Linked DNA regions of Homo sapiens: region 2 is linked to region 1. A link is a contact called in ENCODE Hi-C data. All regions are on one chromosome and are shown on one strand. The core of a region is the stretch at or near the end of the contact, and the rest is flanking DNA. Distances in the headings are between cores, read along the strand shown.

What was found. Hi-C counts contacts between places; a loop is a spot of excess contacts on that map. Pooled maps may share reads with other maps.
Region 2: a map with no recorded cell type shows a loop between it and region 1 (5-fold over the local background). The contact joins two enhancer-like sites. A Hi-C loop is called at or near these places in 2 of 37 single-sample maps with no recorded cell type and 4 of 50 pooled maps.

Annotation. Positions count from the first base shown.
Region 1 is chr10:48,800,123-48,804,193 of GRCh38, reverse strand. It overlaps WDFY4 (WDFY family member 4), which reads right to left. Exons shown (of 62, transcript NM_001394531.1): 25 at 835-908. Among named protein-coding and RNA genes, the nearest start is that of WDFY4, 120 kb to the right of the region's middle. RefSeq lists enhancers at 1,250-1,309, 1,340-1,389. Within about 2 kb of position 1,478, at least 3 of the 41 ENCODE cell types and tissues checked have a DNase peak (open chromatin) inside an H3K27ac peak, as active enhancers do.
Region 2 is chr10:48,632,040-48,636,104 of GRCh38, reverse strand. It overlaps a transcript of ARHGAP22 not described here. Among named protein-coding and RNA genes, the nearest start is that of ARHGAP22, 29 kb to the right of the region's middle. Within about 2 kb of position 1,589, at least 10 of the 41 ENCODE cell types and tissues checked have a DNase peak (open chromatin) inside an H3K27ac peak, as active enhancers do.

The sequences.
Region 1 (4,071 bases), core at 229-2,728:
CAGGTGGGGTGATATGTGGGCTTCCTTGCCTTCCTTCTCTCTTATTCTGAACACAGCCCCTGGCTCCCTTTGGGAACTACCACTTTCTAACTCCAGAGGGGAAGCCACTTTCCAGCCCAGTCATGGGACACAGTTGGCTCAATGAGACTCAGTCCAATAGCTAAGACTGTTAAATTTTTAAAAAGCTGTCTCTCTGCCTATGGTGCTAAGCTGAGGATGTGCTCTGAGGAGCTGCCCAGGAGCCACCTTCTGCCACAGAAGAAAGCCCGGGCAACCTGAAGACTGAGTGGAAGAGGCAGAGGCAAGAGTGGTGACAGAGCTCAGAGAAAATGATGTGAGCCTCCCCCAGCTACAGGATGAGATCAGCTCTTTTCAATTGTAAGAGCCAACGAAGTCCCTCTTTACTGGTCTTTTCTTCCTGTATTCTTTTTTCCCTCCTCCCTTCCTTCTTTCCTTCTCTTTTACATCCCTTAAGCTGGTTTGAGTTGTATTTCTACCACTTGAAGGGTAAAAGAGCCCTGACTAATTCCAAAAGTGCCTTGGAGAAGTCAGTTAGAGGGAGAGTGGACCTTTGCTGGTCACAATTGCTGAGCCCCCAGTATGTGCTAGTCCCTGGGGCTAGAGAGGCCTCTAAGCCCCCAGCATCTGCCCTCCTGAGGCCCGAGACCATGAGAGGAGACTGCCCCACAAGCATGAGCCACTGGGAAGGATGTGCTCCCATTTGGGGACCCAGTGTTCTGGGAGCAGGGAAGAGCCACTGGCCACCCTGCCCTGTCTCTGTTCTGGACATTCAGCCTTCAGTTCTAACCCCCAGGCTGCCAAGACCCAGCCTACCTTGGTGATTGAAGGATTTCCAAAAGATGGGAAAAGAGGCTGAGCTCCAGATTGTCTGCAGTATTCATCCAGAGCTGGAAGACAAAACAAAACACATGCTAAAATGAAGGTGTGGGAGAAGAATGATTTGCAGGAAGCATGAGAAGGTCAGTGCTGGACAGGTGATCCTCTGACGTGGAATCATCAACATGATGTACCAGCTCTGGAATCAGATCAGCTGTCCTGACACTCCAAGCAGAGAGGTGCCTCCCCTGTAGGAAGGCCTTCTCTCGCCATCTCTGCTGCTACTTGGCACTTCATTGTGGGCCTGGTTCCAACCAAGGACGCCTGCACTAACCATCTCCCCCATCTGCTCAGCCTTGGGCCCACAGCCCAAGTGTCCATATTGCAAACTCATCTCAACCTCCCTGGATCCTGCAAGACAAATGATGATGTTCCCACTTTACAGATGAGAAAATAGAGGCTGAGACAGACCAGCTGAGTGACAGTCTCCACTCACCACCAGCAAGTGGCAGGACAGGAAATAGAAGCCAGGTACAGATTTTCAGGTTTTACACTGTACTGACTACATACCCAATTTGCGCAGGCAACACATTCTTCAGCCCAAACCACAGTGTCATCTCATGCATGACAAAATTGTAAGTGAAACAAAGATATGAAATTCACTGAGATTCTGAAAGTGAAGTTGATCACTCAGGTTGTTTTCATTCATAGTAAACAAATGTAGCTGCTAGTGATCCTTCTGGGGCAGAATTGATGGATGCCATCATGTCTTATTTCTACTTCCCTTTAGAGAACTCTAATATTTTTCTTCTCTAAATACTGACAGTTCCTAAGGCCCAGACTATACAAGGTTCAGGTGTGGGATTATAAGCGTGCACTCATATAGCAGCAAAAAGAGCTTGCACTTAATAACTGATACATTTCCTGGTGGCAAGAGGTGCCATAAAAAGACCCAAAATATTATTATCCGCATTTATGTATTTATTTTCTTATTTTTGAGAGACCCAAGCTGGAGCGCAGTGGCCCAAATATGACTCACTGCAGCCTTGACTTCCTGGGCTCAAGCAATTCTCCCACCACAGCTTTGCAAGTAGTTAGAACTACAGGTTTGCACCACCATGCCTAGCTAATTGTTAAAATTTTTTTGTAGAGTGGGGTATTGTTTTACTGCCCAGGCTAGTCTCTAATTCTTGGGCTCAAGTGTTCCTCCTGCCTCCACCTCCAAAATTGCTAGGATTACAGGTGTGAGCCACCGTACCCGGCCTATTATCTGCATCTAGTAGCTAGAAAGAATGGGACTCAGGGAGACTAAGTAACTTTTCTGGCACCAGACTTTTTTTTTAATTGGCAGAGACTGTTTTCAAAGTCAATCCACCTGACTACGAAGCCCATTCCCTTGCCCCACACTGGGTACCCATGGGTATCACCTACAGATAGTGACCCATAGGGTCAATACTCAACCTTGCTTGAAGCTAAGCAGTTACCCATGACTTTGCTTACTCTTGCTGAAGAGGAAATGCAAAAGAACCCCAGTGAACACAAGTTTATCGGGAGGCCTGTGAAGGTAGAGACTGTCCCTCTTTAATCCCTGGAACCTAGCATCATACATGCCACTATCTTTCGTAAAGATGCATTACATTTTTTAAAAGAATGAGTGGATACAAAATAAAATAAAATGAGTGGATTGTTCTTCCGCCAGGAAAAGAGTGACAGATTTCCTGCTTTTTTAAGCACAGCCACTGCCCAAAGGCACACACAGAGGTGGGCCAGCTGCCATTTGGGACAGCTGGTATTGATGAAGGCAGCTCTAGTGAAAACATGGGTATCCAGCATGGCACCCCAACATACATGTCTGTAGGGCTCCAAGAGCCCTGCACACTTAGGATATTGATTCATGAAGGCAGTCATTCAACAAATGATATGCCAGGCCTGGGGCTAAGGGCTGAGAGAACTAAGAAAGTCAGATGTGAACCCACCAGTACAATAAGGTGCACCTTTTACACTTCCCACAAAAGTTCCAGCCTCTCACATTTCCTTTCCAGAACACAGCAACAATAATAAGTTGCCACACCCATTTGAGGCTGCCTAGCTCATCAGGAAATTACATAATGCCAAATGTCAGAATTTTGGGAAACATGAATAACTGAATCTTTTGATTGTTATTCTGTGTCACATAAGCCTGTACTAAGGACTATATTAAGATGTCTGGATTAGATTTGTTTGAGTATGGACTGTATAATGTGTCAGGTGTTGCTCTCTCCCCACCCCTGAGATGACTGTACTCTTAGAAATGAACTAGTCAGTTCCTTCTTTAAGAAACCAGAGGCTGGGTATGGTGGCTCATGCCTATAATCCCAGAACTTTGGGAGGCCGAGGTGGGTGGACCATCTGAGGTCAGGAGTTCAAGACCAGCCTGACCAATATGGTGAAATCCCTTCTCTACTAAATATAAAAAAATGAGCCTTATGTGGTGGCACGTGCCTGTAATCCCAGCTACTTGGGAGGCTGAGGCAGGAGAATTACTTGAACCTGGGAGTCAGAGGTTGCAGTGAGCTGAGATCGCACCACTGCCCTCCAGCCTGGGCAACAGAGTGAGACCTCATCTCAAAACAAAAAAAAAAAAAAAGAAAGAATGAAAGAAAGAAAGAAAGAAAGAAAGAAAGAAAGAAAGAAAGAAAGAAAGAAACCAAAACCTAAGACTTAGAAGCCCACAACTTCCTGTTCCTCCCTGATTCTCAACTTTCTGTCCAACCCTGCCTTACAACTTCCTATCCAACTCTGTCTTACAACTTCCTGTCCAACCTTGCCTCAACAGCTTCCTGTCCCTCCTTCCCTCACAACCTCCTGTCCCTCCTTCCCTCACAAATTTTTGTCCCTCCCTGCTTCAACAATCTCCTGTACCCACCCTCCCTCACAGCTTCCTGTCCATTCCCTTCTCAATGACTTCCTGTCTCTCCCTTCCTCACAACTTCCTCTTCCTGTCTGCTTCACACCAGTCATCACGGATCCCACCGTTTCTCCTGTGATCCACTCTCTTGTCTCCAAACCCTCTGAGGATGTGTCTCATTAGCAGTTTCTTCTCCCACTACTATTTTAACTGTCTGGTTTTTACTGCGTCTTCTCCTTCAACCTACAAACAGACTTAAGTCTCTTCCATCTTAAAACACGAAACCGGCTGGGCGCGGTGGCTCACGCTTGTAATCCCAGGGCTTTGGAAGGCCAAGGTGGGCGGAT
Region 2 (4,065 bases), core at 340-2,839, 170 kb after region 1:
GAGTCTGAAGATGGAGATTTTCCTTCTTCTTTCTTTAATGAAAAGAGAGAGAGAGTAAGGACCTGATGCTACCACCAAACTAAAAATAATAATAAATAACAACATTGAGATCACCTTGCACGGTTTACAACTCTCTTCAATATCCACAGGGGTGATGTCATTTAATTCCTGTAGCCAGCTTGCAAGATATTAATGTTCCCATTTTACAGAGGAGAAAACTGAAGCTCAAAAGTGCAGTCCTTCCATCCTGCTTCCCCAGCCAGGAAGTAGTCTAAGTTTATGTTGTCCAATAGCAGAGCCTAAGACAAGGGCTTGGGTGCAGGTGGTTTATTTGGGAGGTGATGCCAGGAAGCAGGACTGATGGGGCAAAGAGTGACACCAGGAAGGAGGGAAGGCCAGTGTGAGGGGCATAATGAAGGTTGCTGCTGTCCCAAGACTCACTTCCACAGGGACTCTGGGAAGAGTGCAGACTCACCTGCCATAAGCCTGGAAGGGGAGAGGGTGGGGGTTACCCGGCCCCCTTTCTCCCTTGGCTGAGGGCAACCCCAGGGGTGTGGACACCCAGCCCTTCTGGACTGCATTTGTTTGCCCAGGGCTTAGGGTCCCTGTGGCTTCAGAGAAAGCCGAGGGCTGAGAGCCTGGAGCGGGAAGCCATCAGTGGGCTCACCTAAGAGGGGACGTTTCACCACAGCTGTGGCTGAACTTGGAGCTGGCCAAGGGGCTGGGACAAGTTACGGAGCACCCAAAGCTGTGCTTCAAGCTATAACCTAAACCCCAGGCATTTTTCTCTTACCAACCTTGGAGGAGTATGAAACTAGTCATGCCTGAGGAGACAGGGAGTCGGGGTCCAGGGAAACACCAGGCCCAGTGCAGAAGTGGGGGTGGGGGCAACAAGAGACAGAGGCCCAGAAACAAGGTGAAGTGCTTCATTCACGGTGGACCCAGAAGGAGCCTAGCCTCCAAGAGCCTCCCATGGGTGCTGGAATTCCCTTGTTCACACTGAGGAAGAGGGAGGGCAGGTACATGAGTCTGCTCGGGCTGCCATGACAAAGCACCTCGGGCCCCAGGGCTTTCACAACATACATGTATTTTTTCCCATTCTGGAGGCTGGAAGTCTAAGATCAATGTGTTAGCAAGCTTCTTTCTCCTCTCTCCTTGGCTTGTAAATATCACCTTCTTCCTGTGTCTTCACACAGTTGGTATCTGTGTCCTTATCTCCTCTGCTTATAAGAACTCTAGTCATATTGGACTAGGGCCCACCCTAATGACCTCATTTTAACTTAATCACTCATTTTAACTTTGATATTTAAAGGCCCTATCTCCAAATACAGCCACTTTCTGTATGGGGCGGTGGGGGTTAGGCTTCATCATGAACTGGAGTCGGGGGACACAATTCAGCCCTCTTGCTTTCCTGGGCTCAGAGCTGTCAGCCCTGAGAAGCAGAGGAGAGTCTATTCCAAAGAACAGGCTGGGCAGAGCCTCAGAGAGTGTCTAGACAGATGCCCTGCCAGCCACACTACCCTCTAGGGAGCCAAGCGGAAGCCCAGGCTCACCCACCCCCAGCCACAGAACCAAATAAGGGCTGAGTCAGCGGCTCTTCTTAGAGACCCAGTTTCCTACAATGGTTTCTGTTTCTGCACATCTGGGAGAAATGATTTGACTCTGGGAATGGTTGTGAAATGGGCAAACCACAGTGCAGGCTCACCGCCCTCTGCACCCAGCAGCTTATCCTCTCCTATGGCCCAGCTCTGTGGGGGCAGAGCACTTTTCCCTGTTGGCTAGATGAGGAAGCAGAAGATCTGAAGTTTACTGACTTGCCAAAAGCTCACAGCTAGTTAGTGGCAGACAGGACTCAACCCAGATCTGAGCTGACCCATCTTTAGTGCTCACTCACAGCAGTACCTCTGCTTTTAGGGACATTGATGGCACCTTTTGGCTGCTCCCATCAAATCCGCCACCCAAATCTGAAAGTACCCATTCAGCTACCCATGATACTACTGAGCTACTAGTGCAAACTGGCTTCTCTCAACAGGTGAGCTGGCTAGCAGATAACACTTCCTGCCAGTTATCATAGAAACAAGCGTGGGAGGAAGCAGCATCCTGGTGGCCAGGAAGAAGGTGAGGGAGAACATAGGGCATAGATGCCCATGGTGTCAACTCTCAGACACCTGCCCCAGAGATTTCCAGGAGTCAGGGCATCCCGCAGCCAGCTTGGCCCAGCATTCAGTTAGGAAAGGCTCTCCCTCCTCCCATGCCCAGCCCTCTGCTCCCTCCTCCTCTTAGCCCCGTGGAATGATCCTGTCTCTATTAACCTGCCCATCTCCTTCTGCAGATGGATGTCAACAGGGATTTTCTTGTGGAAAGTCCACAGGGAAAGCCAGCCCTCCCTCCCTGCTGCTGGCATCATTTTCCCACAAAATGTAAAAACAGTCTAGAGAAAGCCAGGCCTGGGTGTGGATCCAGGTTCTACCACCTGCTTACTCTATGCCCTTACTCAAGTGATATAATCTCTCTGCTTCATTTCCTCATTGTAAAAGTGAGACCACAATAGGCCATATCTCACAAGACTGTAATAAGGATTACATGTCTAATTAAAAGAAAAGAGTTCAAGGAAAGGCACAGGGTAAACCCTGAATAAGTGGGAACTCCCTTCCAGACAAACAATCAGATGCCACTGTTAATCTCTGGCTGAGAATTGTTTCCTTTGGGAATTTTTTGAAAACCAAGTGATATGATGGAGACTCTGGACACAGGAACCCTACATTTGGAGCTTTCTCCCAGTTTTACTTCTCCAGCATGCAGTCACTGCAAACCTCAGACCTGGGAGTCTCAGAGGAAGGTAGATTGTCTGCAGAAATGAGAGCTGACTGGGGCCATTAAAGGTGGACAGGCCTGGGAAATGATCTCAAAAGTTTCCTAAGGGTTGATAATTTATTCAGTCACCCAGCAAACATGAGTTGTGCCAGGCACTGCTCTAGGCACTGGAATACAGCAGGCAACATAATTGGCAAAAACTCTTACCTTCTGGAGCTCATGCTCTTCTCATATCATCCAATGGAAAGGCCTGAGGGAACTGTCCACTGATGTCCTCCGTGTGGCAGGTGATGTCCTCTGGCAGGTGACTCAGGATCTTCCAGGGGTAGATGAAGGAAAAGAATAGTCAGCGTTGTGCAGTAGTGATGAAAATGGAAAGACTCTGGCTTCTGGTTTCATCTTTGACATGTGAAAAGCTTAGACATTTTCACTCTCATCCTTACAACAAGGTAAAATCTGTGCAAACTTAAAATCAATGATTTCGCTCTGGCATCTGCAGACACAGCAAATATTAAAGACGGCACAGCTCCTAGCCTGGGTGGTTTTGGGAACACCCCCCAATTTGCAGTTGGTGTTGGAAGTGAGGCTGGTCTTGTGAAGACCTGTGTGCACTCTAAACTTGGAGTTGGCCAACTCCAGGCAGTGACAGAAAACAAACCACAGACCTAAGCAGGATAAAAACAAAAAATATACACATCTTAGGTGTCTCACATTCAAAATGCAGAAAACAAAAGACAGAGAAAATCTTGAAAGAAGCCAGGGGTATGGGGATCACCTTTCCTTTAGAAGAACAAGGATAGGAATTATATCAGACTTCACAACAGAAGTCATGCAAGCAAGTGGAGAGTGAAGGGAAATATTTCAACTGTTGAAAAAAAAATATGTTGAATAGTTTGTACATTAAAACTGCTGCAATAAAACTCCCTACCAACATAGGATTGCATAACTACTGGAATTTTTCTTCAAAAGTGAAGGCTAATAGAAAGGAATGAAATAATGTCTTTTGCAGCAACTTGGATGGAGCTGGAGGCCATTATTCTAAGTGAAGTAACTCAGGAATGGAAAAGCAAATATCATATGTTCTCACTTGTAAGTGGGAGCTAAGTTATGAGGATGCAAAGGCGTAAGAATTATATAATGGACTTTGAGGACTCGTGGGGAAGGTTGGGAGGAGGTTGAGGGACCAAAGACTACATATTGGGTACAGTGTACACTGCTCGAGTGACAGGTGCACTGAAATCTCAGAATTCC